Regions from separate parts of the Homo sapiens genome. Here region 1 is linked to region 2. Evidence: chromatin loops called from intact Hi-C (ENCODE). Cell type or tissue: Caco-2. All regions are shown on one strand. Each heading gives the region's core, and the rest is flanking DNA. Links, peaks and the distances in the headings are about the cores only.

Region 1 (2,917 bases), core at 166-2,665, 74 kb after region 2:
CTTGAGGAAATTATGGCATGTAGGAATTATATAAGCTGTAGAGCAAGCAGGCTTGGATTGATCGTCTGTTCTGCCAATTAACAACTAGGTGACCTTATGTAGATTATGGAACCTCACTGAACCTCTTTAAAATGGAAATTGTAATGTCTATTCCACAGGGTTTCTGAGAGGATTAGGTCAAATAACATATGGAGACATTCTAGCACAAATCCTGACACACAGTTGCCTTCAGATGAGTCTCCCTCCCCTACTTTTCCTTATATCATCTGACATGGATTCATGACACTTCTTAGGACCTATGTCAAGCCTTTCCCCATTACTTAGACCTCACTAGGAAGAAGCTGGTTTCAAACTAGACTGACAACAGCAGTAGGCAAGAAACTGGGTAAAGTTCTGGAGCAATGCTTGCTGAAGGACTTAATTTGAGAAGCACAGGGGATCCTGGGGCAACTATCAGCAATTGGGACCTTCCTCCACTCTGTGAATGATAGAGTTGTGGAAGGTCCCATTGGGTCACTAAGACACAGTGATGAGTAACCAAATAGAAAGTTCAGAGGTTCCATCAAGCGCATGTATTGAAAAATCTTCGTGTCAAATCTTCACTGGACAAAGATGAATAAAACATTCTCGTCAAGAAGCTAAATAGGACAATATGGCATGGCCATTAAGAAAAAGGCCAACTGTCCAGTGTGGATGCCCTTCCATTGCTGGCTGGTAGAGTGTTTGAACAAGGGTCTAGGGAGTGTGGCTGGGCCAGATCTAGAGTGACTTCTCAGGCCTTACTTCTCAGGCCTTACTGAGGAGTTTGTACATTGCTTTGTAGATAATAGTCACTGGAGAATTTTGAATTTGAGAGTATTCTAGAAATACTATGATAGTAGCACAAAGAAAGTTTATTTAAGACGGCTGGCCTGGATGAATAAAAACCATTTAAGATACCATTGAAATAATAAAAGAAAAAAGGGAGAAGGAACTAAGAGAAGGGAGAAGAAGTAAGGCATTGGCAGTGAGAATTGATAGGGACAGCTTCAATAATTATTAGGAGGTAGAATTAAGAGGGCAAAGTGACTTCTGAACTGTATTCCAGGAAGTGGAAGGAGCTAGAATGGTTTCTGTTTTAGCTGCTAGTGTGGACATCAGAAATGGAACAGTGTTGTGGAAAAGGCAAGTTCAGTTTTCGATGCTTTCAGTTTGAGGCACTTAATGGGCCACCCAGTGGACGATGTCCAATAGACAGTTGGATTTATGAATCAAGAGCTCAAGAAAGAACTGGCTTGGAAAAACAGGATCGAGAGTCATCAGCCTGTTGTTGGTGGTTGATGTCATAAGATTCAATTAAATTGTCTAAGAAGAATATTTAGAGGAAAAGAGGGAATAAGCAGACTCTCCTAGATCACTAAAGTTTTGGCAGCAGACAAAAGTAGAAGTGGTATGAGAACACATCGAGAAGTACTTACAGAAGTAGGATGAGAATGGGAATAAATTAATGTCATAGAAGTAAAGACAAGAAAGAATATCTGAGCAGCAGTGTTAATGCTGCACAGAGGGCAAGTACAATAAGGACCAAGAAGCATCCTCTGCAGGTAACAAGGCCACATCTACAGCTGAAGGAGTCAGTCCTGTGGATTGAAAAAATCAAGGAGGGACCCTAACCTATGAGGGACCTGTGATAGGTACAACTTACCAAAACAGACACTCAGGAACAAGGACCAAGAAAGATGCCCAACAACACAAGTTGGTGGCAAAGATGAGGCTGGTCTCAGACCAGGAGAGAGCACATTTATCAAACAGATGTTCAAGGTTGGGGGTCAGTGAAGAGCATAGGTGAATTGACACGAAGCCCCAGACTTACTTAAATATATTACTAGAATAGGGCCAAACTTACAGGTTTCTGTCAAATGACGGAAGCTTTTTGGGAGCCACCTTTTCTACTTAAATCATTTCTTTGCATCTTGGGTTAGTCAGTGCAATTTGGATTGAAAGTATCATAAACCCAACTCAAACTAGCTAAAGTAAAAAGGGAACAATATTGGAAGAATATGATATATCTCATATAGTTAAAAGATTGAACAATGAAATAACAAACGATGATATGCAGGTAATCATCAGGAAAATGGAAACTCGAGTCAAGTCCTGCCAGGATCCTCTTTCTCAATTTCTCCTCACCTCTTCTTTTCTTCATGTTAACTTCATTCTCTCTACATAAACCACTTCCTCACCAATAGTACCCAAGTTTGTATCTTACCATTAGGGAGAGCCAGTTCTAAAAATACCTCAGGGACAGACTTGATTGGGCCTGGTACCACCTGTGGTGGCTGAAGAGCGACCAGGAATCACACTTCTGGAATGGGCAAAGTAGAGAGGAGCACTCTACAGAAAAAAAGGGTCGAAAGAGCTGGGTTGACAAAGCAATTGATGCCCAGTCTGCACATTCAACTTCAAAGAAGATTTAGGGTATATTAATAGTGTGACCAGATGTCTTTATTTGTCTGGAAAGTCCCTTTTTACACCTGTTGTCCTGGTACAATTATTAATAGCACCCTTATCACTTTCAAAAAATGTCCTGATTTGGAAGATAAATTATGCAGTTGTCTTATTCAGTGGGACTCTGAACTGGCCAAAATAGAGAAGAGAACGAGGTTTGAAAGGGAGGTGAAGATGACAGTGACCTCCTTTAGGGTAGGTTATTCTTCACGGCGGTGCCTCAGTACCCAGAACATAACATGTGCTCAGAAAATGTTGCATTAAAGATCCAATGTTAAAAAAAAAGAATCTAATGTAATAAAAAGATTTTCTCCTCCAAAGTGTTTTATGAAGTCATATACGACACATTTTCCCAACTCTATTATAGAGGACTTTTAGACTAATAGTATCATAGAATCTCAAAGCTACCAGGAAATTTTAAAGATTCTTAGTT
Region 2 (2,917 bases), core at 261-2,760:
TTGTGTTAGTTATCTATAGCTGCACAAAAACTTGCCAAAAATGTGTCAGTCTGGTATTTGTCTTTCACACTGTTTCTGAGGGTCAGGAATCTGGGAGCAGCTTAACTAACTTGTTCTGGCTCAGGGTCTTCCATGAAGTGGCAGTCGAACTGTTAGGTCGTCCACTGGGCTGCCCAACTGTCCATGAGACTGGCCACTGGCTTCCACCAGAGCAAGTGATCCAAGGGAAAGCAAGACAGGACCAAATGACATCCATAATCTCTCTTCCAGAGTGGTATCTACCACTCCTCCTGCACTCTACTGGTTACACACCAACCCTGATACAGTGTGGGAGGGGACCATATTAGAGTGTGAGTATTGGAAGCCAGAAATCGCTGGAGACTATTTTAGAGGCTGGCTATCACAGGGTAGGTGGGTACTGGCATATTCCTGAGTTCCGCTGAATCCTCTGCAAAAGAGGGGCAATTTCCAAAGTTTGTCTTCTCAGAAGCCCCACACAGCAATTTGAAGGCACGGAAGACCATACTCTGGTCAATTTCCAAGCCCTGTCAATGTATCTATAGTAGATACTGAATTGGGGGTGACAAGCTTGAAAGAACAAGCATCTACATAAATGAGACCATGTGAAGTGGCCCTACTTACTACACTCTTATTGCCATGTTAAGTGGCACCAGATTGAGGGTACAGGTTGTCTTAGAGAAAGATAAGCAGAAAACAGTATGGTATGACGGATCACCAAGCAGTGGGGAGTGCATTCCAGACTCTATACTGTGAATTTAGGGTTTCGTGCCAGTTTGCAAAGCTTCCTGAAGGTAGCGGGGAAGGCTTGGTGGAGAACTGAATAAAGAGATGACATGGAGAGGTGAAAGGGCCTGAGGGGAGGGTGGAAGCCCTGAGAAACGCAGGAAAGGGCAAGAGGCTGGTTCAGCAGCCTCACAGGCTGGGGTGAGGCTGGCTTCTACTTTCAGGGAAAGGCATAAAGGCTCCCACTCACCTTTTACATCAGGAAGATGAGGGAAAAAGAGTTATCAGTAGAGGAGAAGCCAAAGGTGTGGGCATTTATCAGACACCCACCTTATGCAATGCACTTTCCGTGGGTTTCGATTAACTCCCCACATGACTGGGAGAGGAGAGTGTGGTATTCTCTTCTTTACAGAAGCAAGTCTTGAACCCAGGATCATTTGCATCCAAATCACACACTATTTTCACAAAACATCATTGCTGTTGGGTGCCTCAGCTGGAACCTGTGAAAAACAGACGGGACTCCCTGGTGACTCAGAATGAGAGGAGGGAAGGAGGACACTGTGTAGTCAGCATATGGCCATGGGTAAACTTCCTCCTTTCTGTTCACAGTCCTAGGAGGCAGACTTTGACCCTCATAAAGGCACAGCTGTCCACAATCTTTGCCCGGCCTCTAGTTCTCCAGACAAACCCAGCATAGACCAGATTCAGGGTGTGCTGTGGGAGCCAGGGAGAGGTGCTCCCGTTTCAAAATGGTAGTGTTTGCTCTATGTTACTTTAAGTTTAAAAAGTGATTTCTCTTTTGGAGACGAGAGTGGCAGTTTAAAGAAGACAGAATAATTATGTAGGCAAGAATGTGAAAGGAAGGACCAAATCACAGTGTGGAAAATAAAACCAGAGTGACATTTGCTGCTTAGAGAGTGTAGTGTAGACAGCATGGACAGATAGGCTCAAATTCAGGCTCCACCTTGAAGTGGATTTGTGACTTAAAACAACAAATGTAAGCTCCAGGTCTTACCTGTGAAATGGGGTTGATGATGCCCACCTCTCTAGAACACTGTGTTAAAGGAGGTAACTTTAAATACTGCTATAGGTAGCATGTAGTAGGTGCTATATAAGTTGTAGTTATAAGTTGTAGTTCCTTTTTTTTTTGAGATGGAGTCTCACTCTTGTTGCCCAGGCTGGAGTGCAATGGCATGATCTCTGCTGACCGCAACCTCCACCTCCCGACCTCCCGTGTTCAAGTGATTCTCCTGCCTCAGCCTTCCGAGTAGCTGGGATTACAGGCGCCTGCCACCATGCCCGTCTATTTTTTTTTTTTTATTTTTAGTAGAGACCGGGTTTCAACATGTTGGCCAGGCTGGTCTCGAACTCCTGACCTCAAGTGATCCGCCTGCCTCGGAAGATTAATTTAAAATATTATCTTCTGCTTAGAGTGATGGCAAGCTGGAGGAATTGGGATAATGATGGTGTGTGGGATGGTGTGGGGGAGTGGATGTGGGACAAAATAAAGCTCAGGCAGAAGATGGGATTTCCTTATGGATCTGAAGATGCTTTGTAAAGAATGTGCCATGCACATTATCAGTGGGACCCACCTCATGCCATCAGTGTGTTTGTGGCAGAAGAAGGGAGGATGGAACACAAGGTTCCTAAAACCCAGCCAAATGCTTGTTCCTGCACCATATCATCTTGGGAATGTGGATGCCACATCTCTCTTTTGACATTTCTTGGTTATTTAAAGTTTAGCTGTAGCACAGCCTGCATATGTCTAATGCCTGGTGGGAGAAAGTGAATTAATTAAAGTCCCCTCATGCTGTTATTAATCAGCTTCTCTACAATTTTTATAGGAAGGCCAAGTCATCAAAGAGAAACCAAGACTTTCCTCCGTGGAGAGCTTGCATGGGGAAAGGAGAGAGACTCAATCCTCAGGAGAAAAGTTGAGGAGGTAGAGCTTTGGGGGACAGGGCCATCTGAGCCTGAGAACTGTAAGAAGCTTGCCTCTGGAGGGACCAGGAACATCTTATGGGGTGAGGGAATGCTGGTGGGGAAGATTCAGTCAACCAAAAGGAATCTTGCCTAGCTAGGCTTTCACTATATATGTGGAATGGAAGAGCCTTAAAAAAATAGATGATAGATAAATAGATAGAAAAGATGATGAAGAAAACAAAATTGTTGG

What was found. Hi-C counts contacts between places; a loop is a spot of excess contacts. Peaks named below come from ENCODE experiments on the same cell type or tissue, not always from the same donor. Only the 100,000 strongest peaks of a DNase experiment are listed, where the experiment ranks them.
Region 1: it touches region 2 in a loop (5-fold over the local background); 5 of 110 quality-filtered maps call a loop at or near these places.

Annotation. Positions count from the first base shown.
Region 1 is chr12:67,783,833-67,786,749 of GRCh38, forward strand. No RefSeq gene overlaps it. Among named protein-coding and RNA genes, the nearest start is that of LINC02421, 56 kb to the left of the region's middle. In Caco-2, for the core only: no CTCF peak of the experiment used is centred there; no DNase peak of the experiment used is centred there.
Region 2 is chr12:67,709,442-67,712,358 of GRCh38, forward strand. LINC02421 (long intergenic non-protein coding RNA 2421) reads right to left here. Exons shown (of 5, transcript NR_110063.1): 5 at 1-1,244. Among named protein-coding and RNA genes, the nearest start is that of LINC02421, 19 kb to the right of the region's middle. In Caco-2, for the core only: no CTCF peak of the experiment used is centred there; a DNase peak (open chromatin) is centred at 1,380.